5 separate regions of the Mus musculus genome follow, and regions 1, 3, 4 and 5 are each linked to region 2. A link is a loop called in an ENCODE intact Hi-C map of the cell type or tissue named here. Cell type or tissue: left cerebral cortex. All regions are shown on one strand.

Region 1 (5,000 bases), 83 kb before region 2:
CCTGTTTTAATGACCCAGGGTCGAATCAAGATCATACTTGTATTGAAACGTATTTTTATTGTCATTGAAGAGAGGAAAAGACTCTGAGGGGGCACCCGGATTTGAACCAGGGACCTCTTGATCTGCAGTCAAATGCTCTACCACTGAGCTATACCCCCGCACCGACGCGCAGCTTGAAGCAATCTCTTTTCAGTCTTAAGATGCTGTCGCAGCTGCTACACAGGTAGAATAGGGGCAAGAGAAAAGAATGGAAGAGCAAAGGCGGCCAAGCTGAAAGCAGAGGATGCCTGAATCCGAAGAATCCATGGGAAAGCTGCAGCGCAGAGGGGCGGGGAGGGTGAACGTACGGAGGTGCTGAGTCCAAAGGGAAAGGGACAGGTACCTATGTGGGAGAGGATGTGGGCGGGAAGGGAACTAGCTGGGGGGCGGGGCGGGGCAAGGGGTGGTTTCCCCGCAGGTTGATGCTGGGGACCCACGGGTTTAAGGAAAGTCCCCCAGTCTAGAGAATCTGTACTATCCCCACCATCGTCGGGTGCGTGGGGTTGCCCCCTCTCATGGGAAATCGGGCTCTGCCACACTCGCGTCTGTTTCTCCAGCGCGGGAAGGGCCATGGCCCGGGCCCGTCCTCGGTCGCGGAGCCCAGGGGCACGTGCACCCCGAGAGCTCAGGGGCTCCTGCACTCCCGTCCCGCAGTCCTCCCTGGAACCCGCCCCCACGCAGCCCCACGTCGCCCGGGGAGCGCGCCTGGTCGCGCGCGCCTCTTTCCGCGCCCGAGGCGCGTCCCCGCCCTAGCCAGTGCAGCCCCTCCTCCCCACTGTGTTTATTAGGGGAAGGAGGGCGGAGGCGGAGGCCAGTTCCCCAGTTCCAGTCGCCGTCGCCTGCACAGTTGCAGCCGCCGCCTCCCACCAGCTCGCCCAAGGAAAAGGGAACGCGCGCGAATACGGGCGTCCCCGCCCCAGTCTTTCCCCGGAACCATGAACCCTAACTGTGCCCGGTGCGGCAAGATCGTGTACCCCACGGAGAAGGTGAACTGTCTGGATAAGGTGAGCTCGGGTACCGGGCGCTGCGAGCTAGCCAGTGCTAGTGCAGCTCTCCATCAGGGGAGGAAAGAGGGGCCGGGTCTTTGCGGGCTCTTCCCTGCGCTCCCCAGAGCAGGTAAGGAAGGCGGGAGGCGACTTGGGGTGTGGGGACAGACCCCAGTCTGGAACCTGGGAGGTCCAAGGCGAGGTGGTGAGCAGCCACCGCTGGAGATGGGTGGCCTCTGTGCATCGAGGTTAGGAGGGCTGGAAGGAAGGGCGGAAGAGCACCAGGGAACCGGGTTCCCCGGGTGTGTGCAGGAGGTTAGAGGTGCAGTCCCGCCCCCCGGGCCGGGAGTGAGAGGGGAGACGGCCGCTCCCTTTCCCCGCGGCGGCCAGCGCCAAGTAGGCGGAAGCGCGGGGCGCTGGGGGGAGGGGGCGGCGGGGGCGGGGCGGAGGCTGGGGCCGGCGCTACCCGCCCGGCTTGGGCTGCCGGTAGCCTGGCTTCCTGGCTTGGAAGCTGCGTCGGGTCCTTCGTCCAGCGAGTGTCAATTGTGGTGAAAGGGATTTAGGGGCAGCGCCGGAATCTCACTGCGAGACCCCCTCTTTTTGAACGACCTGCTGGTCCCCTCCTTGCTTTTTTTGTGGTTGGGGAACCCGCAGACCTCCTTCATAGCTTCCCCAACCCCCAATTCAAATTGCAAGCCACTCCGGGTGATCGGCTGCCCAGTCGGAGCTGGGCGGGGTAGGGAGTGGGGAGGACGCTTCTTGGAGATCTGAAATTGTGCTCAGCCTGGAGACCAGCTTAGAGAACAAAGAGCTAACTTTTCAGAGCTGTTTTCTCCGATGGAGGGTGGGATTGGCCGAGTTCTGAGGAAGCAGACGAAAAGGAGTTTTTTAAGAGGAGGGGGGTAGCCTTCTGGAAATCAGCTGGCCCCTAGGGGCTCTTACGCATCCCCCGGCCCAGGCTGGACCCGATCATCTGTTTGCCATTACACTTTTGCAAGGGGGACTGAAGGGTAGATCTGGGTGTTTCCGGTACAGTTTGAGATGGGACCCTTCTGCCTTGTTCTGAACCCCATAAAGTCTAAGACAACCCGTTTCTTCTCTTGTGACCCCCTCTGCAGGGAAGCCTTTTGGCTCCTCATAGATACGTTGTACCTGGCTCTCCAAGCTGGATCTCATTCTCCACGTTTATGGCTGAACTGGACAGAAGCAGGCGCCTCAATGAGGCGATCTAGTTTTGTTGGAAAAGGATACTTTGTTTCTCCGGGCTAGGGTTAGTTCCTTCTTAGGAACCTTTGGACATCCCCCGCACACCCTCCCGGTCCCGGTCAGGAGGTAGGGACTTGTAGTTTTGAAACATTTGAACTTTTTCTTGAGGAAAGAGATGTGGGGCTTGGCTAGGTACCAGGATAGGAGGAGCTTAAGGGAAGGTGATGGCCTGCCCAGTCACTGTACCGGCCTCTGGACTTGTGCTTGGCACTCCTAGATGAAGACACCCCACCCCCAAAAAAGAAACCCTGTCCTTACATGAGGGTCTTTGTCGTCCCTGGGACCAGATATTTTGAGCCCTGCATTTGCGGCATTCTGGGCCAGCAAATGGGCTCCCCTTTTGGTCCCCAGTAATGAATGGTGAGGGGCAATGGATGATGGAAGGATTTGCTAGCTTGGGGGTTGGGAAACTTGATCTTAGTCCCAGGTCTGTGCCCATCAACTTTATGAATGGTTCTGGGCCTCAGTATTCCCTGTCTGTCACCAGATGGGTATGGATGATGTCATTGCCTTAGGAGGTGGACAGTGCAGGGAGTGTGGTCAAGACTGGCCATTTCTCTCTTTTCTGTCCCGCATCCAACCACTCCCCTTGTAAAGACCTTCAGTGCTGTGTGTCACAGGGAAGGGGGTGGGGATTTTATGTGATAACTTGTCCTTGCTAGAAGAGGATATTCAGGTCGGGGTTGCCCTGGGAAGAGGGAGTGGGTGATTTCTTCCTGGTTTTAGAACTCCCCCTAGCGGAAGTGGCCCTGGAGAGCCATCTGCCTTTCACACCCCTCCCCCACCCAGACTGGAAAATCCAGGTATTCTGTCTCTTCAGTCCGTGGCCTGCAGGCAGTAGGAAGCTAGAGTTGGAACTCTGGAGAATGCTGGGCAGAGACCTGGGTGTGGGCAAAGTTCAATCTCATAGGCATGGTTGCTACCCAACTTTCCAAGGCTTCTCTACAGTCAGGGAGAATCCACTTAGACTGGCTTGATTTACTGCGGTCCCCGATGATGGCATGCAGCCTGCTGAAGCTGGAGCGTAAGCTGTTCTTAATGCTCAGTCTTTTCTCCTCCTTGAGCCTTATCTCTCAAAGGCATTAGTGGGTAAACCTTGTCACCAATGAAGGCCAGTCTGTCCCCAACCCATCGAACCAGGGTGCTCTGCCTGCTGGATAAATATGCAGTGTTTGAGGAAGGAGGGTGAGGTTTGTTTCCCTAGAGGGTTTCTGGGATTAGAGCAGGAAAGAGAAACAGGGTGACCTTATTCATTTGACAAATATTTATTGAACACTTACTTTGTATCTAGTGACCTACACTGTTGAGAATCTTGCCACATCTTTCTCTTTCTCCCTCAGCTTTTAAAACCAGGTGGGGACTGAAAGGAAGGCTAGGGACTTGTTCACTGGCTTGCTTTGGAATGTCCAGTTACAGAGGGCCTCCTGCCCTGAATGGCTCTGTGAATGTACTAAGTCGGTGTAGCTGAGAATAACATTTTTGTTTTTGTTGTTGTTGTTTGTTTTATTTTACATGGCTGGATGTTTGCCTACATGTGTGTCTGTGTACCATGTGTGTGCCTGGTATCTGAGAAGGCCAGAAGTAGTGTTGGATCGCCTGGGACTGGAGTTGCAAAATCCTGAGAAGCCACCATGTGGGTTCTGGGAATGGAACCAGGATCCTTTGGAAGAGAAGCTTTTCTTTGGAAGAGAAGCTTTTTCTCTTAACCACTGAGCTGCCGTTCCAGTGCTCCCCCCCCCCCCGCCTCCCCCCGCCCCCTCCTGACCTCGGGTTTTTGTTGTTAAAAGTTTAGAATACCCTGGTCACTTTAAGACCAGGCCATTCATATTCAGGTACTACTGAAGTGTACGGAGCTGGCCAGCCTCAGAGACCCGAAGGGATAGCTCCAGTAATGTGAGCCCTATAAGTCAGTGTGTCCAGTCTTTTGATATTGGGACATGACATTGTCATCTACAAAGTTCTCTATAGAGAATATACAACCACACTGCACAAATTGCAAAAAAAATTTTTTTCTTAAAATATTTTAAGTAAGTTATAATGTTGTAATATTGGGCTACTTTCTGGCCGCACCCAATCCCTGACTTTGGTTTGAAATATGCCTCCCTAGAATGGGAGGCTGATGGATGGGATGTCCCCCTCCTTTTAGCCAAATTTTATCTTTCTTTTTTTAAAATCCTCCTACTACCTCAGCTTCCTAAGTGCTGGGATTATAGTCATATGTCACTATGACTTACAAAGTGGTTTTTTTTTTTTTTAATTTTTTTGCAACAGCGGCTTGTATAGCCCAGGTTATTTTTGAATTCCCGATCCTCTCTTACTTCCGCTTCCCAAGTGCTGGGCTGACAGATGAGTTCTGCCGCCACATCCAGTTTTGCTTTGGCTGAGGATTAAACCCAGGGTTTTGTCCTTGCCTGTTAGGCAAAGCCCTTTACTACTAATTAAACTCCTGTTCTAGCTTCCGAACTTCTGGCTGTTTAGGTCTTCTGCTGGAATATTTGCAAAAAAAAAATATATATATATATATATTTTTAAATTTATATTATCTTTTCCAAAAGTGGGTCCTACTCAGGCAGCACGGTGGTATATATCTTTAATCTCAGCATTTGGGAGGCAGAGGCAGGAGGATCTCTGAGTTTGAGGCCAGTAGCCTAGGCTACATATATAGTGTATTTCTAGGCCAGCCAGAGTTACATAATGAAACCTGTTGTG
Region 2 (5,000 bases):
CTGAGTTCCAGGCCAGCCTGGTCTACAGAGTGAGTTCCAGGACAGCCAGAGCTATACAGAGAAACCCGGTCTTGGAAAAAAAAAAAAAAAAAAGCAGTGACATTGAAGTTTTGGAAATTTCTATTCACATCAAATTATTTTGTAGGAGATCTGGGAAAAGAGCTAACTATGTGGGTCCTGCTTCAGTCTTCCAAGTACTGGGATTAAAGGTAAATTACCACTGTATCTCACTTAAAATTAAATTTATACTGTCAAATAAGAGGTGAATAATACAATTCCTTCCTTTCCAGTTTTTGTTAATAACAGTTACAGATAAGTCTTAGGAAGGGTTTACAGGGCTTGATTTTACAGTCACTTCCTAAAGGGAATTTGTTAAATATGATATTAAAATCATTGATTATTTGCTTATACTAAACAATAACACTTTAAAGGCAAAGTAAGCATTACGCAGTGACTTTGTATTAGTCTACTCTTCTAGTTAAAAAACCGTACCCTTTGTTTTGGAACTCCAGTCTAAGGTCTCTGAAGGAACTGGAGGCAAGAAAGACATTCCACCAAAGAGTTACAATATAGCTGAAAAAAATATTGTTTTTTTTCTATACAAAGTAACTTAAAAACCACATTGATACTTATCTATCTTGTTATGTTACATCTTAGTTTACAACAAGTCAAAATTGTTACACATTTGAAAACATTCATCCCAGCACTCCGGAGGTAGAGGCAGGCTCATTTCTGAGTTCGAGGCTAGCCTGGACTACAAAGTGAGTTCCAGGACAGCCAGGGCTATACAGAGAAACCCTGTCTCGAAAAACAAAAACAACAACAACAAATAAAAAACCCCAAAACAACAACAACAAAAAATTGTGAAGCAGGGTGGTGGTGGGAGGCAGAGGCAGGCAGATCTCTGGGTCTGAAGCTAGCCTGATCTACAAAACTATTTCCAGAACACCAAGGACTACCCAGAGAAATCCTGTCTCAAAAACCAAACAAACAAATGACTATAGTTGCGCTTTACTTCAGATTTCAGTGAAATTTCAGATTAGTAATTGTGAAAATGGCTACCTTTACACAATATGTTTATTTTTATAAAACACAGCTAAGTGAAAGAAAACTAAATTCACTCATGTATTTTGGTGTTTATATTACTGTGAAAATTGTATTTATGTATTCATTTTCGACAAAAAAGTAAGGACTCATACTATTTTGTAATCTTATTACAATTTAATTCAATGCCAATACATGTATTTCTACAAGAATATGTATTTTAATATCCTCATGTAATTCCAAGTGGAAGAATTCTGATTGACTTAATTAAAAAGGTTGTTATTAATTTTAATTTTTCTTTTGTTCTCTTTCTTTCTTACCTTTTTTTTTTTCCTTATTTTCTCTGTGTAATAATGCTGGCTGTCCTGGGACTCACTCAGTAGACCAGGCTGGCCTCACAGAGATCCAGTCACACAGATCCATCTGCCTCTGCCTACCAAGTGTTGAGATTAAGGGCGTGCAACACCACTGCCATGCTTACTACAGAATTTTCAAGTATTTTTACTATAATAAAACATAAATTTGCTTTTTCTTCCAGAAACTTCCATCCTAGTCAGACTAGTGTGGGGCTAAACAACCTCCTCCCAGGGGTCTTTATCACCTATTAAGGGTATAGACATAACGTGTATGTATAATTTTTCACTTAAATCTCTGAGAGAAAAAAAACAAAAACCAACTGATCCCAGTTATTTCAAAACTTAGACTCAACTGGCGAACAGCTATAGTCCCAGCAACAAGGGAGACAAAGGCTGAGTTCGAGGTCAGCCTGGTCTGTGGGAGTCTAACAGTGCAAGTCCCACAGCAGCTGGGGTGGTTTCACAAAGAAACACTGTAGTGGAAACAAACTAACAAACAAACAAAAAGCCAACAAAACAAAAGAAAACAAAACCCCAACATTTAAGTCTCCCTTTCCTCCCTCAGACCTATTTTAGGGGTGGAGGAGCGCAGGATTTTGTGGAAACAGTACCTATTTCCTACCAAACTCTTCCTGCTTTCCCCTTAGCCTGAAGGTACGAAGCGCACAAGCCCTGTGACAATGGGATACAGTTTTTCCCTTGTGGCTCCCCGGCGGGCGTGGAACTCTCGAGCCTCCTGCCTCGGCCTCCGAGGAGCCGGTGACAGGCAGCACTGCCCCGCCCACGCACCGAGAACGGGGCGGGTCTAAGGGCGCCGACCTCGTCCCTGCCCCCACACCCTCTTCCGGAGGGGAAAAAATACCCCAGCAAGTCACCGCGCTTTGTCTTAACGTTCCTTTGCCAGCGCTAAACACCGCCAAAGAGGTCACCTAGGGAACCAGAGCAGAAACTGGCCCGCATAAAAATCAAATAGGACCTGCTGAAAAACACGCAATTATTTCTACCGGAAGTACTGGGGAATATAAAACACTTGTTACCACAGATTTCGACAGTTTTTCCGGCTACAGTATCACAGGAAAGTGGGATTTAGTCGTCTCGTCCCACCATCCTCAGATTTCACAAATACTTAAAAATAAAAATAAATAAAAAATTAAAAAAAAAAATCTCCTCAGGCTTTTCCCGCCAGATAATGGGGGCGGATCCTGCTCCGCTCTCTCCGCTCCGCCCCGGAGCTGCGTCCTCAGCTCTCGGGCGCCCCCGTCGCCTCAAGTAGATTTTAGAATTCTCCCAGGAGCCCCAGCGGGAGGAGGCTCCGCCCCCTCATGAATATCGAGCAGCCTCGCCTCCTCTGCCCCTCCCCTCATGAATATTCAGAGATCTCCCGGGAACCCTGCGGGCGGAGCCTCACCCTCTCAAGAAAGGATGAGACGCCGGGATCCTCGGCTCTTTTGCCTCCTCTCTTGAATCGCTCGGAGCACTCCCAGGAGTCCACGCACGGGAGGAGGCCCCACCCCCTCGCGAATAGAAAGAAACCTCGGCTCTTCAGTCTTTCCCTTATGAATACCCAGAACCTTCTCGGGAAACGCCCCCAAGCAGGCCACGCCCTCTCATGAATACTAAGCAGAGGCTCCCATGGTGCCCTCCTGTTCAGGGATGTTATTCGGAGTGAGGCCCTTAAAAGCCCGTGCTACCTCCATTTTAGACACCAAGTTGCTGAACGGGAGAAACGGGAGCTCTTATGGTAGGGTAAGTGGGGAGGCTGTAAATGGAGATCTCAAACTTGGAGGAGTTATACGCTCCACTACGTTTTTTTACACTCAGGTTTTAAAAAAAAGATTTTATTTACTTTACGTTTAGGAGTCCACTTTTGCTGTCTTCAGACACCCAGAAGAGGGCATCAGTTCTCATCACAGATGGTTATGAGCCACCATGTGGGTGCTGGGAATTGAACTCAGGACCTCTGGAAGAGCAGTCAGTGCTCTTAACCACTGAGCCATCTCTCCATCCCTACACTCAGTTTTAAGGCAGTTTCCGATTCACTCTTCCCCTGGGCCAACAGGATCTGTCACAAGAGCTTTTCATTAAAAAGTTGTTAGATGCCTGGTGTGATGGCATTTCCCGATGGAGGCAGGAGGCTAAACCAGCCTAAGCTACTTGAGAATCTGGCTCAACCACCCCACCCCCAAAGCCCTTAATATTAAATTCTCATTTATTTACAGATTCTGTGTCTTTTTCTTTTCTCTTTTTCTTTGAGACAAGGTCTTGTTGGGTAGTGCTAGGCTAGCCTAAACCTCTGACTCTTGCATGAGCCAGTTACAGTGCTGGGATTACAAAAATCATGATCCAGTATGCAGGGCTTGATTCAGATGGAAGCCTGCAGTGGGGCAGGCTGTCTGGGAGGCCTTAAAGATATAACAGAATGATACATATTATTTGAGACTGGGTCTCTTGTAGTCCAGGCCTCCTAGACTCCTCAGGTACATAGGCATATATATTCAGGAAAAACACCTATCCACATAGAAACACAAGAAAACCAAACAACCAGTTAAAGTAGATAACAGATACCCTGACTTCCCTGGGTTGGAGTAGCCTAGCGGTAGAATGCTTGCCTAGAACACACTGGAGCCTAGTTTCCACCCCTAGCATCCTCAAAGTCCTGACTTCCCTCTTCTAAATCTTCCTCCAGGTTTCTTTTGGAAATCTGTACCTCTTAGATGTTGGGAGCATTAGCATTAGTATGTACTTAGCAGATGTGAGGTCCCAGGTTCAAACCCCCACCCTACCCCCAAAAAGCAAAAAAAAAAAAAAAAAAAAAAAAACCCACTTTACATGACTTTTTCTGTAGCCATACTTACTTCCCCAAGTGGTGCTGTAACCTTGAGATGACCTGTCTCGTATCTCATTTACTAAATTAGGACAGATACTTCAGTACTACCTGCCCCCTGCCTTCCTTATCCTGTACCTTAATTCTTGTACTCAAACAGCAGATGAAATAATAGCTGAAGGAAGGCTTGGGTGCAAACCTGTCATTCCAACTACTTGGGAGGCAGAGGCAGGAGGATCACAAGTTCAAGGCCTTCCTTGGAGACACGGGGTTAGGTCAAGGCCAGTCTGAGGAAGTTGATAAGACCCTGTCTCAAATAAAAAGTAAAAGAGAAGGCTTGAAGGGACTAGTATCTGCTCCAGACACCCCAAGCCAGCTTCTAGGCACAAAGGGGATTTATCTGCCCCAGAGGGCAAAGGGCAGGGAATAAGAGACAAAGATAGGAGGAGGGAGAAGGGGACAAGGGAAAGGGGAAGGTATATTTGTGTGGTGGTGGGGTGTAGGACAACATGCCTCTGGATAGAGAGGAGACAGACATGGCCATAGGAAAAAGGCAGTTTATAAAGGGGAAAGGGAAAACCCAAGTTAGGGTGAAGTATTGCATTTTAATTGGGCATGTTAGTTAGGTGAGCCAAGGGGGTCTTTTGATAGCTGGACCTTGGTAGTGAGCCTCAGGAGGAGGAGGTGGACAAATAAGAGGATAGACCTTAGCTTTAGGAAAGTAATGGAGGCCGGGTGTGGTGGTGCACATCTTTAATCCCAGCTCTCAGAAGGCA
Region 3 (5,000 bases), 100 kb before region 2:
ACTAAATGCTGAGAGCAAGGTGGCTCCTATGGAAACAAAGTGTTGCTAGGAAGCAACCCCACAGGCCTCACTTGCACTACACCAAAGGACTTCGAGAATATCTCTGGAAAAAGAACAGTGCCTGATAGCACTAGGAAGCTGAGGTGGGTAGGTCTGAGCTCAAGGACAGCCAAGCTTACAGTGAGATCCTGCCAAGAAAGTTCTACAGCTGGAACACTCAAGGCAGAGGAGGTTCTGAGGTCTGTTCATCTACCTGATGAGAACACATTTCAGGGTAGTTAATACACCAATAGTCAGCTCCCAGTACAGTGTCTATCACAAGGCCTCTGGACAATGTGTCTGCTTCCAGGTGTTCGGACAACAACCCACAAAAATACACCCATTTCACATTGTCATCTGCACTGACAGCTAGGGACAGACAACCAACTGAAGATCTTTTCTGGTAAGACTACATAGTCTACTACAGGGGAAGAACTTAGCCAGGTGAGTGGCAGATTACATAGCATGAAAGACGGAAAAGACCCTAATTAGAGAAAAAACAAAGTGTTCCATAAACCGCAGCAGTCAGACATGTGGCCGTGTCTGTAAGCCCAACACTGAGGTCCAGCCTGTGCTACCAAGTCAAGCCTTGTCTCAAACAGGGAGCTGAGGCATTGATCTCAAAGGCTCTCACATGTGTAGCTTCCTTGACAGCCACAGAATTAAGATCCCATCTTCCAACACCCAGAGAACTTCTACCTTCCACTACGACTTAAGGAGCCTCCCAGGGCCGGGCGTGGTGGCGCACGCCTTTAATCCCAGCACTTGGGAGGCAGAGGCAGGCGAGTTCGAGGCCAGCCTGGTCTACAAAGTGAGTTCCAGGACAGCCAGGGCTACACAGAAAAACACTGTCAAAAAAAAAACCAAACAAACAAACCAAAACAAGCAACCAAACAAAAAAACAAGCTCTCCTCCCCGCTCACCCTTTTTCCTTAGTTCTGGTTTGCCTTTCTTAACTGTGGCCATCACCATGTCCCCAACACCAGCAGCAGGAAGTCTGTTCAGCCGTCCCTTGATTCCCTTCACAGAGATGATATACAAGTTTTTAGCTCCTATAGGAAAAAAACAAACAAAAGTAAATTTTGTATGAGACCGGCAGAATTCACAATATAGAGTCAGCAAGGCTATACACCAAGTAACTCAGTCTCAGAAAAGCATGAACACAAACAAACCAAAACAAACCGTTTTCGTAAAACTCATCGGGCTTGTAAGTAATCTTTCAGAAGTGTCTTGTCACAACACCGATTGAAGTTAAACAACACAACACGTTGCCACTTCACCCAAAAGTGGTGTTTTTCACTCTGCCCCTTCTTGACGGCTCAGTGGGTCACTAGCAAAAGGCTCACTGAGTGCTTTTAAAAGGGGACGGTGGCAGGACGCGGCCGAAGGCCTCACCTGTGTTGTCTGCACAGTTGATCACAGCTCCGACCGGAAGACCCAGGGAAATCCGGAATTTCGCCCCGGAGGACCCACCGCGTCCTGCGGGGAGGGAAACAGACAGGACAAGGGTCCACATTCGGTCTCACAGTTCCCAACTATAACCCACCGCACACGCTTCGGCGAGGGCCGGCCGCTCCCCGGCTACCACGCACTTGTCACGGGACCCGGCCGTGCCCATTATTTGCATCCTCCTGCGGAAGAAGGAGACTGCGAGGCTCCAACCTCGTCTGCATTTGCGGGGACCGCAGATATCGCGCAGTCCCGTCGACCCCACGTTCTCCGTTCGGCCCCATGCTCCGCTCCTACACCAGCTCAACACCATTGGCATCGCCCTCTTTCAGGGCTCCCTCTAGGCCTCCGCGGTGCCCCCATCTTCTCTATCTCCGGCCCCGGGACTGTAAACTATCACCGCCGCCGGGGGCCGTCGCCAAGGGATGGGCGGGCCATCCCGCGCGGCAGATGCCAACGGATCCCCAAACTCAAAATTCCTCACCTCGCTTCGACATCTTGAACGCCCGGAAAGGGTCAGAAAGGAAGTTAGTACAGGGGACACTGGGATATGAACGGGAGGCCCCGCCCACTCAGCCACGTGACCGGACCTCGTCCAGCCCGCCTCCCTCCCCGGGTCGCAGCTAGATGACGTAAAAGGCCTGGGCCTCCGCGGGACCGTTCTGCGTGGGAAAGCTGCGCTTAAGATGTGTAGGGGCGAGTAATTTTGGGGCTACACCCAACGCCTCGGAAGTAATTGGCGATATGGACACATTGCCTTTTGGCTTTTTAAAATTTGCTTAACAGCTTCTTTTGAGCTCTGTGGCCAAGCCCCTCTCTGGATAACAGGGATTCGAAAATTATTGCTGCGGGTGTGGTGGTGCTCGCCAATAATCTCGGCATCGTGGGAGCTGAAGCAGGAGAATTGCGGCGATTTCAACATCACCTCAGCTACCCATGAGATCCTTCCTCAAAACAAATAAATACATGAGTAAAATAAATTCTTCTGTAAGGGTTCCTAAAGAACAGACACATGGGGCAAGAGCAAGTTCAGAATGGTTTCATTTGGCTGTGGAACAATTAAGTGGAGCGCTACAGATGAGTCTGTGTGTTTGGTACCATAACATTCTTTCGTCATGAGAGTTAACAATACTCTATTAGTGACATTCACACAGCCGCTCGGACTACAACTCAGTACCTTATTATTAATTATTCTTAGACTTAGCCCACAGCTAACCGTGACCGATTGATTGGCTTTGTTGCTTCTTAAAGATGTGCAAAATTTCGTAAAGCTTAAATATAGGATAGTTTATGCTTGCTTATAATCAAGATGGACAGGTTTTGTTTTGTTTTGTTTTGTTTTGTTTTGTTTTGTTTGGGGGGACAGGGTTTCTCTGTATAGCTCTGGCTGTCCTGGAACCCACTCTGTAGACCAGGCTGGCCTCAAACTCAGAAATCCGCCTGCCTGCCTCTGCCTCCCAAGTGCTGGGATTAAAGGCGTGCACCACCACGCCCGACTGGACATGTTTTAATTTATTAATATTAATTTCCCCTTTTACTACCTCAACCTCTCCCTATTTTCCTTACCTTCTGTTGAAACATTCATTCAAATGTGCGTTGAATACTTATATCAGGGCCAGATTCTGTCCAGATTACATGAGGGAATAAAATAGAGCATTATTCTTGCCTTTATGGGTTTTCCTCTGCCAGGGTAGAGGTTGGAGGCAGGTAATAGATACTAAATAATAGGAGTGGGCTGGAGAGATGGTTCAGCAGTTAAGAGCACTGACTGCTCTTCCAGAGGTCCTGAGTTCAATTCCCAGTGACCACATGGTGGCTCACAACCATTTGTAACGGGATCTGATACCCTCTTCTGGTCTGTCTGAAGACAGCTACAGTGTACTCATATAAATAATATAAATAAATCTTTAAAAAAAACCTAAATAATAGGAGTAATTGTGAGAGTTCCAGTATACAGTATATCGTTGTCAAACGGGAAGAAGTATTATGAAGAAAGGACAGTGAGGTATGGAGAGGTGAAGGGACAGGTTGCAATAGAAACATTAGTGCCTGATAGTTTGTCATCTCTCCTATTCAGATGCTATCCCAAGTTCAAGGCCACCCTGAACAATGTAGAGACCCTATCTGAAAATACCAAATACCAAATAGGAAAAATGGCTAGGGGGTGTCTCTCAGTACTGGAATACATGCCTAACATATGCAAGATTTGTTTGTTTGTTTGAGACAGGGTTTCTCTGTGTACCTGGGGCTATCCTAGAACTACCACTGAAGATCAGACTGGCCTCAAACTCAAACATTCACCTGCCTCAGTAAGACCCCCAAAGCTGGGCCTCTGCTCCTGGGATGAACTGGCCAGCACCCTAATGACTCGAGAGAAAACCGTACCTGATGCAAACTGCAAGAGGTTTTATTATCAGCTAGCTGAGGATGAAGTCCCTCTGCAGTGCAGGGCAGGGGAGTTCGACCCCGAGCTATAATGATAGGGGGCTGAGGAGTTGGGAGGAGCTGGGTGGAGTTCTTCTCTGCTGGGTGTCCTTGGTGAAATTTACAAGGCATAAGGAGTGGGGAGTGAGTTCTTTCTGAATTTTTATCTCCATGTCTTTGGCACAGGAAGCCAGACAAGTGCCTGGCTGGGTCTTTTACAATTATCGAATCTCTGGTTGTAAAGTATAGAAACAAAAAGGCTTTTTGCTGGCTATAAAGAACAAAGAGCTTCTTTCTGGCTGTATTTTTAGAGACCAGGGAAAACAAGCTTGGGGAACATCCAGGGCTTTACCTTCCAGGGAGAAAAGCTCTAAGTCGGAGTCTCACACCTCTGCCTCCCGAGTGCTGGGACTGAAGATGTGTGCTGCTGCAGCCACCAATACTGGGGAAAAAAAAGTGCAACATTTCATTTACTCTGTGTGTGTGTGTGTGTGTGTGTGTGTGTGTGAAGTCGTGGCTAGACAAAATGACCCCAGGCTTTGTAAGCCAGACCACTGAATTTGATCCCCAGAACCCTTATAAAGGTGGAAGTGAAAGACCCCCAAAGGGGAGACCCTCACTCAGACACTCAAGTCCCGGGACAGCCGCGTACCCAAGAAGACACTGAGACCATACATAAAATGTAGAAGGTAAGATTTAATAAAGTAGCAACATGAAAGCACACAGACCAGAGCTCTGGGGTCGAAATAAAGCAGCAACATGAAAGCACACAGAGCTCTGGGGTCGAAACTCATACACCTTTGCACAGGGTAGAGGAGTCTCGACGGTCAGCCAGAATTTTTCACAGGCTTATATAGTAAAACTCAAAGGGGGAGAACTGGGCAGGGAAAGTACAAGTTTACATCACTAGGGAGTTTTGCCAAAGGAATCTACGTAACTAAGGAGTCATGTCCTATCAAGGAATCTACGTAACTAAGGAGTCATGTCCTATCATTTGGCAATGTACCCGGTTCATTTTGAGGTTGTTTCAGGAGGCCTTTATCTCAAAAATGTTCTTGGTCGAACTTTAGGGTGAGGAGTTTTGGGGT
Region 4 (5,000 bases), 90 kb before region 2:
CAAACTGCCCTTCTAAGGGTCCTGAGTTCAATTCCCACCAACTACATGGTGGTACACAACCATCTGATGACCTCTTCTGGTGTGTCTGAAGACAGCTACAGTGTATTCATATAAGTAAATAAATCTAAACAAACAAACAGAAAACAAACAAACAAAACCCAAACTTGCCATAAGAACTTGAAATCATTAATCAGCAGGAAGCAATCTAATGATAATGTCATCCCTTTTTGACCTCTGACTTTACTCAAAGATTTCTTTCTTTTTTTTTTTTTTTTTCCGAGACAGGGTTTCTCTGTATAGCCCTGGCTGTCCTGGAACTCACTCTGTGGACCAGGCTGGCCTCGAACTCAGAAATTCGCTGCCTCTGCCTCCCAAGTTCTGGGATTAAAGGTGTGTGCCACCACGCCCGGCTACTCAGAGATTTCTTTCCTTCCCTCTTTATCCTTTTTTTTTCCTCTTTTATCTAGTGTTAGGGGGTTGAAAGGGTGAAAAAAAAAGAGGTGGAGAAGGGTGGAAGAAAAAGGAACACATAAGAAGCAAAAGATTGGCTGTGATGAACAAACAAAACAACAAAACCAATATTTAGATGGATTTATTTCTATCATTTGCATGTATATGTACCTATCTTTGCATGTATATGTACCACATGTGCACCTGGTAGAAGAGGCATCAGAGGCCCTGAATTGGAGTTACAGATGGCTATGAGTCACCATGTGGATACTGGAACTGTGTTTGGGCCCTCTGAAATGGAAACAAGGAGCTTTTAATTGATGAACCATCTTTCCAGTCCCCATAGATAATTTTTTAAAAATTGCCTAGGACTTTAAGTGTACTGTACAAGACCAAAACCCAAAATACCTAACACCCAGTTTACTGACATTAAATGCTTCCCACTAAGGAAATTGTAGAGCCAAGTTGTCTTTAGTTAGATTTCCTTATTTATTTATTTTTGAGGCAGGGTTTTTCTGTGTATCCTGGCTATCCTGGAACTCACTCTTTAGACTAGCCTGGCCTTGAAGTCAGAGATCCACCTGCCTTTGTTCCCGAGTGCTGGGACTAAAGGTGTGTGCCACCACCGCCTGGCTTTATTTATTTATCTATCTATCTATCTATCTATCTATCTATCTATCTATCTATTTATTTAAAGTACTTGCCTGTTGAATTAGCATACTTATAAGACCATATTGAGTCCCAAGTAGCTATGGTTCTCCAAACATTTTCTTCTTTATTGCCTTAGATAGTGGAGGAGCAGTAAGAGAAAATGTCTGTGTACAAACAGAAAGGTCAGACACCCAGGATGCTGTCAAACAGAAAGGATACCTTCAGCCAAAGCTCTGAAAGCAAAAGAAAAGGTATCCAATACATCCATCCTACCCTGCCACCTCAGAACCAAAATATGGCCGCTCAACCGAATCCCAGATGTGACGCCTTGAAAAGAGCAGCCTCCTAAGACAGTGCTGGGCTGCTGGACACTGGGAGACCACGCTGGTACTGGATGCTGATCTGGGGTACTCCTCCGGTGAATGGCAGATTTTCCCAGGCTTTGATGGCTAACTAGTGAGACTGTTCCCAAGTGTTAAACTGAAGAGGAGTGGATGAGAAGGAAGGAAGGAAGGAAGGAAGGAGGAAGGGGAGGGAGGGAGGAGGGGAGGAAGGGGCATTGTCTTTGGGGCCCTACTTTGAGCACCTTAATTAAACTGTGAAAAAAGCCAACATCATTCTGACCTCAAAAGGATTAGGAGAGAGTATTCAAGAGACAAACACGAGAGACCATGGCCGGGAACACAGTTTCAGTTCTTCTGTTTGCCATGTGTCCATGTGTTCAATATGATAACAATTCTATAACGCTTTTATAGAAATACAACAAGCCAGGTGTTGGTGGCACATGCCTTTAATCCCAGCACTCAGGAGGCAGAAGGCAGGCGGATTTCAAGGCTAGCCTGGTCTACAGAGTGAGTTCCAGGACAGCCAGGGCTACACAGAGAAACCCTGTCTCGAAAAATCAAAAAAGAAAGAAAGAAAAGAAAAGGCCTGCAATGTTTTCTGATAACCTTTTTTTAAAAAAAAGATTTATTTACTATATTTATGTGAGTATACATAATACAGTCCGTGAAAACTGTTGCTGTTCTTAGATTCACCAGAAGAGGGAGCCAGATTCTAATTACAGATGGTTGTGAGGCACCATGTGGTTTCTGGGAATTGAACTCAGTGCTCTTAACCACTGAGCCATCTCTCCATCCTTTCTGATGACATTCTTAGCCTTCAATTGGTGGGGTTTATTCCTGCATTCCATAGGGGTTTATCTAATAGTCACAAGGATGTGTGGTCAAGATGTGTAGCCCAGGCTAGCCCCTATAGAGATCTGCCAGTCTCTGCCTCTTGAAATTGCTAGAATTAAAGGTGTACAGAGCCTTTTTTTTTTTTTTTTCTCCTAGACAGGGTCCTATTTATTCCAGGTTGACCTTAAACTGTGGACTTGAACTTTTGGTCCTCCAGCCTCTGTCTTCCAAGTGCTGGGATTGCTGCTGTGTTACCCTGGAGCTCACTTCTCAGGGTTGTTTTGTGTATTTGTTTAGTTTTGAGACTGTTACTTAGTTACAACCTTTCGTCCTTCCTTTCCTTCCCTCCTAACCCTCTCTTACTCCCTCCCTGCTCTATTTCAAACTCTTTTGCCTCTTTTTCCATTATTATTGCATGCATGTGTGTATTTGTACATACATTTTAATTCCTAAATATAACCTGTTGTGTCCAGCCCATGCAATGTATGCATGTTTTTAGGCTTATCATTTTGAACTGGCCAACCCATTACTTTGTTCATCCCTGGGGAGGTCCACCCCTCCCGCCTCCAGCTTTACTCCTGCTGTTTGTTCTCTGTGTATGGTTGAGGTCTTGAGTGCTTTTTTTTTCCTACTCAGCTTGGCGTACTTGCCGGTGGGTGTCCTTGCTCAGTTCACATTTAGGTGGTCATATTGGTGAGTCTTTATGGGTATAGCTTCTGATGTTGCTAAGGAGACATGAGCTCACAGCAAACTCCCCGCTCCTCCGGCTCTTACAATCTTTCCATCTCCTCTTCTGCAACATTGTTTCCTGAGTCTTAGGTGCAGGGGTGTTTTGTACGCGTATCCATTGGCACTGGGCTCCACAATGCTGCATTTGGATTGGTAGTGCTTTCTGTAATGGTCTCTGTTGCAAAGAGAAGTTTCCTTGTGTAGGGGTGAAGACTACACTCCTCTGAGTAAAAGCCTATGAGAACACTGGCCGAGCATGCCCCGAGCATGTCCCAGCTCTGAGTTCAACTCCCAGGACAAAGCTTTGGGCTCATAGCTCTCATCATCAAAGACCTGTCTAAGATGTCTTCTCTGCATTTTGCTTTTGGAGTACTTCTTATGTGGAACACATATCTTGTTCACTATTTTAAAGTACATTGAGAGAGAGAGAGAGAGAGAGAGAGAGAGAGAGAGAGAGAGAGAGAGAGAGAGAGAGAGAGAAGAGGTGTGTGTGTGTGTCTAAATCTGAGGACAACTTACAGAAACTGAATCTTTCCTTGCACTAAGTGGCTCCCAGGGGTTGAACTCAAGTCTTCAGGTTTCACGGGAAGTACCCGCTGAGCCGTCTGACCACCTCACCTCTAGGTGGACTGTGTGTTTCTTGAGCAGGGAGATCACACTGTGTTCTTTGTGTCCTCCGAAGTCCTTGCTTGGTGCACTATCTGGTTCACCTAGAGCATTAGGTTGTGCTTCCTTGCCAATCTGAAGGCCAAGTAACTTGAATTATAATATCATTCCACAATCACACCTAGCTGCTGGGCTGAGGTAGTTGGGGGAAAGCACTTGTCTGTGCCAATCTGCCTATGTCTAAATGTTTTATTTAGCATCCCTACGCCTCTTTCACCCAAGTATGTTCATCTTTTTCCTTTCCAACATGACCATCCCACAGTTTCTCCTGTCTTGTGTCTACCACACTCTTCCCTCTTCCTCTTGCCTCTCTCAGCTGAAGACCTTGCCAGTAGCTTTCTGCAGAAAACAGATGCTGCGCTGCGCTGGGCTGTGCTGTGCTAGGTTGTGCTGTGCTGTGCTGGTAAACAGTAACTATAAAGAACCAATTGGTAAGGTTGCCAGCATTTTCTGTGTGTTAGAAATACACAGCAGCCAGGCGTGGTGGCGCATGCCTTTAATCCCAGCACTCGGGAGGCAAGCAGAGTTCTGAGTTCGAGGCCACCCTGGTCTACAAAGTGAGTTCCAGGACAGCCAGGGCTACACAGAGAAACCCTGTCTCGAAAAAGCCAAAAAAAAAAAAAAAAAAAAAAAAAAAAAGAAATGCAAACAGCTTGCCAGTTTTAAGCTACCTAAAGAAGTTAAGTCAATTTTCTGATTGAGCCAAACTCAGCACACTTTTGAGATAACAGCTTTCTTTTTTCTTTCTTTCTTTCTTTTTTTTTTGGGGGGGGGTGGGTGGGTGTTTTTGAGACAGGGTTTCTCTGTATAGCCCTGGCTGTCCTGGAACTCACTCTGTAGACCAGGCTGGCCTAGAACTCAGAGATCTGCCTGCCTCTGCCTCCTGAGTGCTGGGATTAAAGGTGTGTGCCACCAAGCCCAGCTGATAACAGCTTTCTTATCAAGTAAAGTATTGGAAATGACCAGAATTCTACTTTTGGACCAGACCTTCCAATTGAACTCCAACTGTATTCTCAACATCCGTCCCCAGTGTCTACCCAATGTCTGCTCTGTGCAGATTTTTGGACAGTGGTGGAAAATTCATGCTGAACTCCTGAGTTTGAACCCCAGTCTGGCTCACATTGGTACTGGATGCTGATCTGGGGTACTCCTCTGGTAAATGGTGAATATTTCCAGGCTTTTGTGGCTAACTAGTGAGACTGTCTCCAAACTTTAAAAGGAAGAGGAATGGAGAGGAAGGGAGGGAGGGAGAGAGGGAGGAAGGAAAGAACGAAGCGAGAAGAAGGAAAGAAGATGTGTAACAGCTCAGCTATGGTGATGCATGCT
Region 5 (5,000 bases), 180 kb before region 2:
TCAGATCTCCTTATAGATGGTTGTGAGCCACCATGTGGTTGCTGGGATTTGAACTCAGGACCTTCGGAAGAGCAGTCGGGTGCTCTTACCCGTTGAGCCATCTCACCAGCCCCTCTTATCTTTTCCTAACCTTTGGCAGTGGTACAGCCCTTAGCATGGAAAAAAGATAGAAGCCTCGACCTACCACTCAGTTCCTGAAAACAGAAATAAATAAATAAATGAATAAATAAAACAGTAATAAAGAATTTACAGACAGCAGCTCAGTAAGATGCTCACATCCGGAGCCAGACACACCCCCTTCATCTCTTACATCCCCAGCACCCAGAGCCAGATAAGCCTGGTCATGCACACAGGCCAGACAGACACTTGGCCAGACACACACCACCACATACACAGCAAGGCTGGAGCCAGGCTCCTACTCCACAGATGCAGAAGTCATTTCCACCCACCCCATCACATCCCTGCCTGAAACTGGAGCCACAGACATTAACCTTCTGCGAACCTCTAGTCCTCTCAGGGCAAATTATAATTTAAGTCTTCCAGCAACAAAGACAGGTCAGCGCCCCACCACCACTCCGCTATAGGGTCCGGGGTGGGGGTAGGGGGGCGCTACAGTAGGCATCTGACCTGTATAACATGTAACCTCTTCCACTTCAGCCTCTCTCCATTCCCATGGCAACAGCTCCATCAACCACTCAGGGAGTTCCTTTCCCCCTCCCCTGCTCACCTCCCAAGCCTTCAACTTGAACAGGATCAGGCGACGCGACAGCCGGACTGGATCCTGGAGGCTGTTTCCTGCCTTATTCCAAACACAGTTCTAAGTGTGCAAGCCCCAACCTCAAACCAGGGGAACCCCTGGGAAAACCTCTCCACCAAAATGCTACAACAGAGCTGGCTTTATGCTCCTCCGATTACAGTAATAACACCTTGGAGCAGGGATGTGTGTATGTTGGGGGTGGGGGTGGGGTTGTCATGAGTTTCGGGAACAGCACAACTGCAAGAAGTCCAGAGAGGGAGGCCCAAGACTGTGAGAGCCAGCTAAGAGAAGCCCCTCCCTCAGCGAGAGGAAGACCAAAAGAGACTGAGGCAACATGGGGGATGGCGGGAGCTCGGCCGGGGGCTACGAGAGACAAAGACGCAGGGACAGCTCTAGGTAACACCTGTACATACTTAAACATATTTAAATTTACACATACACACACCCTTCTCGATCAAGCAACCACAGCAATTTTGGATAGACCCGGGAAGTGAGGGATGGAAGAGTAGGGGGCTTGCCTAGACGCCCCTGGGAGTCAGGAAGGGCGCGGGGCGTCTGCAGGCTCAGGGTTCCCCGGGTTTCAGAGCTAGCAGCGGCAGAGCTCAAGGAGAAAAGAGTAGCCGCTTCCCTTTTCGCCTCCTGTGGCAGAAGGGCCAGCTCATCAGACCCCTTGGCCACTCATGAAAAGACAGAGCATGCTAAATCTCTCCTCACTCCCGTTCTTTCCCCTCCACCCTTGCTTCCCCGCGAAGCCTAGGTCAAAGGATCAGGCACCCCCAGTGACCGAGTGGCCACTCCTTCCCTCCCTAGAGCCAAAGTTTGGTGGGGCCCCGGGAGGGAGGTAGGGAAAAGCTCAGCCGAGGTGGTTCAGGGAGGGGGCGGGGCGCCTCGCACCGGGACGAAAGGGACCTCTGGGGGAGGTGCCCAAGATCCCGACCCCAGGAGTTAGGGCGCCCTCCCTCGGCCACCAGAAAGCCAAGTCCCCTTCCTCCGGGCCTCAAGTCCTCGCGCGTCTACCACGCTCACTGCCCACTCGGGAGGCGACCCTTGCCCGACTCGAAGGGGCCGAGCCACAGTCTGCTCCAGCTTGTGGAGATCCTCGGGTCGGGGGCGGAGGGGGGGGCGAGACCCACCCTAGCGTATGTCCCCAAAGCCCTCGTGGCCGCCCGGACCCTCCCCCTCGATACCTCGCAAGCAGGGTCTTAGCAGGGGGCTGCTGCACAAAGAGGAGGTGGTCGAGGGAGACTCCAAATCGTTAAGAGGGGGAATCCACTTCGGCCATCTTGGAAGGGAGGAAAGGAAAAAAAAAGAGAGAGAGACCGGGAACGAGAGAAAGAAAGGCGGACCGGGCGAGCTTGGACAGCGGCTGGCGGGGCGGGAAGGGACGCGGGCGGCAGGCCAGGCCGGGGCTCCCGGCTCCCATTGGGGTCTGCGGGGAAAGGTGAACGGGTCCCGGTCGCCAGCCCTAGACGCTTACGAGGTAGCAAGGAGGCAAGCGCGAGTCGGCGTCCGCTTACCTGGCTTCGGGGTCCGGTGGGTCTCGGGGAGGGGGGGATGGGAGGGAGGGAGGGAAGGGAGGGGAGGGGGACCACAGCCCTGTCGCTCGCTCGGTCGGCGGGAGGGGAGAAACCTATGATAAGAAAGGAGTTTGTAAGAGCAGCTTGGGGAGGGGAGGGGACCAGAGGGGAGGGGAGGGGCCGTGGGGGGGGGCAAAATGGCTTTTTTCCTCCAGACAAGAGTAGGTCCCGCCCACTACTCACCCACGTGACCTCATTCCTTCAGGATGTTTGCAGAGAGGGAAAGAGGAGGGGGAGAGGCTAGCTCAGCTGCTCCCCACCGCCTTGCGCTGGGCTTCCCCCAAACCAAGAGGAGACCACCTCTTATCCAAGCAGATCCCTTGAACCCGGAGGAAAGGTCCTATTGTGTTACCTTCAGTCATGAAACCACCACCTCCTCCTAAAATAAGTGTGTTCTCCCCACTTCCACCGACTCTGCGATCCCTACCCTAGCTGGGGAGCTTGGAAAATGGTGAGATGCAGACTGGGCGGAAATGTGTCTCGCGGCACCCGGTGCGTCGCCGCTACCAAAGGGCGCTTGGGCGGGGGACGCGGCGCCGCTGGCCACGCGTCCGAGTGAGGTTCGCTCACTCCAGCTGAATCCCTTGGGATTCCTAAGTGCGTGTGTGATCCCCCCCCGAGCGTGACCTCACCGCCTCCCCACACCGATTCGGGGTCCTCGCACCTCGCGGGAAACGCACGGTGGCCTCGGGGCTTGGCTGTGGCCGAGGCTGGCGCGCTCAGCGTGCTCGGGCGGAGAAGAATGGAACGCAGTCCGGGGCGGGGAGAGCAGCCCGAGACACGAACTCGGGCGCCGAGCCAGAGACACAATAACTAGCCGAATTCGAGAGGCCCCGACGCAATAGGAAGCGAGGAGTCGAGAGAGGACGCGCGCCTTTTCGCCGCCGGTGCGCCTCCCTCGCGGCCGCGGAGGGGCCGGCGAGCGCGAAGGTGGCTGGTGCCAGCCCACTCCGACTGTCGCCCTCGGCTCCACCCAGCGCTCGCTCTCCGGTCCCCAGCGGCTCCGGGCCCCGGGCAGAGTAGGAAGGAGAGCTAGAAGAGACGGCGCCAAGGAAGCGAATCGATTCTGCGTTACCACAAGAACCGTGGACCTCAATAGGTCGCTCGATTTCGCTGATTCGTTACTTATGATTTATTGGGGGGTGGCCACTGTGACTGTCCCTCCAAAGAGCTCGATTATCCGGCCTGAAAAGCCTTTAAGCGCCTGGTGGGTTGGCTCGAGTAAGGAACGAATCTTTGTCGAGCCTGCCTCCTCTCCTTGTTCCAAGCCTAAAGCAGTCCCGAAGTGAGTGCTTTTATACACTGGACCGCTTATCAGGAGCCCTGTGAAGTCTGTCCGCCCAGTGACCCCACCAGCCTCAGCTCTCAGCCTGCAGAGCCGAATGACGGTGTAAAGGAAAGGCAAGAGATTTCCGCTTAGATCGGGTGGTCCAAGTGGGAGCGGAAGAGGCCCCGGGAGGATCGGTCACTTGCTTCCCAATCCCTACATCGGGTACCACGAGCTCACAGGCTACTGTGGAAAGGGGTCTCGAGTTAGACACGCCCACTGTCATCACGGCCCATGTGTCCCAGCATCTTGAACTCTGCTAGAGCAAACACAATTGCTCAACGTGAAGGGTACTGCCTGGCTACCTTTTGTTTATTGGGGTGGGTATCCATTTGCTCCTCAATTATTAAGGTCCAGTTCCAAGGAAACCGCTGGAGAGTAGGGACACACTGAAGACCCACCACCCACTAAGACTCCAATAAATCATCTATGCTGGGATATTGCTAATCCCTGTGGTTCATCGGGAGAGCCGCTGACTTAACTGTCCCAACATCGAAAGTTCTCTGTGCCAACGGCAAGTACTGTTTTAGGCACAGTAGGTAAGCTGGGCTTTGACACCGAGCAGGGCCAGCGAGGGCAATAAGCTGGAAAAGTCCCTTCTCCATGTTTGAAGCGCCAGGTGATCTGCAAACATAGAAGAGGGAGTCCACAAGAGACTTCCTTTGAGCCAAATGTCTAGAGAACGGATGGAAAGAGTCCCTTGCACATCTTCCTCCTGCCCACCTTCTCCAGTGTGCTCAGCGAACATGAAGAGCGCTTATTTTCCACCAAGTCTGTAGCTTACCCTGTCCTCTAGTTGATTGCCACACGTAGTGAGCAGTCAGAAATCAGAGGTTCCCAGAGAACAGGAACCCAGAACATCAAGGCAAGGACCAACGGGCATCTGTTGCCATCGGAAACAAGAGCAAGGAGAAAATCCCTTTTAAATGGTGGCACTAGTTAGAGAGAGTCGTTCCTTCTTGCTTTTGTGTAGCTTTACTTCTGTGTCCCTTACACCTCTCCCTCTTGCAAACGATGCCCTTTGTTGATCTCTGTATTTATTTCCCCATCTTCCGCACTGTCTACTTAGGCCCCCTCATGGTATGCCTTTCTCTGTAGATCACAGCTAGGTTCTTCCTCCTTCCACTCTTTTATCCCTCACTTTGTTCCTGTGGTTTTTTTCCTGACTGTTTCCATCCACCGGGACAGATTTCCTCTTTCAAGTTGCTATCGTCCACTGATGCAGACAATGGGAAGCTGTCCAACCTCCGCAGCAAAATTTATTCTTAATCCAAGGAAAATTGCATTGTTAAACATGGCAGTGAGACAGAAACTTGGCTTTGCCTTTCTGTCATCCTGA

What was found. A loop is a pair of places that touch in the nucleus more often than their neighbours do. Peaks named below come from ENCODE experiments on the same cell type or tissue, not always from the same donor. Only the 100,000 strongest peaks of a DNase experiment are listed, where the experiment ranks them.
Region 1: it touches region 2 in a loop (3-fold over the local background); 34 of 42 quality-filtered maps call a loop at or near these places.
Region 3: a loop joins it to region 2, with 6 times the contacts of the local background. A loop is called at or near these places in 33 of 42 quality-filtered maps.
Region 4: a loop joins it to region 2, with 7 times the contacts of the local background. A loop is called at or near these places in 34 of 42 quality-filtered maps.
Region 5: a loop joins it to region 2, with 3 times the contacts of the local background. A loop is called at or near these places in 4 of 42 quality-filtered maps.

Annotation. Positions count from the first base shown.
Region 1 is chr11:97,798,820-97,803,819 of GRCm38, forward strand. Lasp1 (LIM and SH3 protein 1) reads left to right here and starts at 746. Exons shown (of 7, transcript NM_010688.5): 1 at 746-1,043. The coding sequence starts at 975. It overlaps n-TCgca51 (a tRNA gene), which reads right to left and starts at 158; the gene lies at 87-158. In left cerebral cortex, a CTCF peak has its summit at 3,020; DNase peaks (open chromatin) are centred at 164, 775, 1,329, 1,725 and 5 more places; H3K4me3 peaks cover 3,887 bases; H3K27ac peaks cover 4,236 bases.
Region 2 is chr11:97,881,486-97,886,485 of GRCm38, forward strand. It overlaps Fbxo47 (F-box protein 47), which reads right to left and starts at 2,669. Exons shown (of 11, transcript NM_001081435.1): 1 at 2,438-2,669. In left cerebral cortex, CTCF peaks have their summits at 2,644 and 3,296 (motif pointing right); DNase peaks (open chromatin) are centred at 2,221, 2,800 and 3,514; H3K4me3 peaks cover 1,800 bases; H3K27ac peaks cover 1,369 bases.
Region 3 is chr11:97,780,372-97,785,371 of GRCm38, forward strand. It overlaps Rpl23 (ribosomal protein L23), which reads right to left and starts at 2,068. Exons shown (of 5, transcript NM_022891.3): 1 at 1,973-2,068; 2 at 1,435-1,518; 3 at 963-1,091. The coding sequence starts at 1,985. It overlaps Snora21 (small nucleolar RNA, H/ACA box 21), which reads right to left and starts at 1,395; the gene lies at 1,268-1,395. In left cerebral cortex, no CTCF peak of the experiment used is centred here; a DNase peak (open chromatin) is centred at 2,090; H3K4me3 peaks cover 2,362 bases; H3K27ac peaks cover 1,547 bases.
Region 4 is chr11:97,791,205-97,796,204 of GRCm38, forward strand. No RefSeq gene overlaps it. Among named protein-coding and RNA genes, the nearest start is that of n-TCgca56, 3.4 kb to the right of the region's middle. In left cerebral cortex, a CTCF peak has its summit at 2,141 (motif pointing right); a DNase peak (open chromatin) is centred at 2,152.
Region 5 is chr11:97,697,262-97,702,261 of GRCm38, forward strand. It overlaps Pcgf2 (polycomb group ring finger 2), which reads right to left and starts at 2,387. Exons shown (of 10, transcript NM_001163308.1): 1 at 2,275-2,387. In left cerebral cortex, a CTCF peak has its summit at 1,722; DNase peaks (open chromatin) are centred at 1,131, 1,705, 2,150, 2,540 and 4 more places; H3K4me3 peaks cover 3,539 bases; H3K27ac peaks cover 2,546 bases.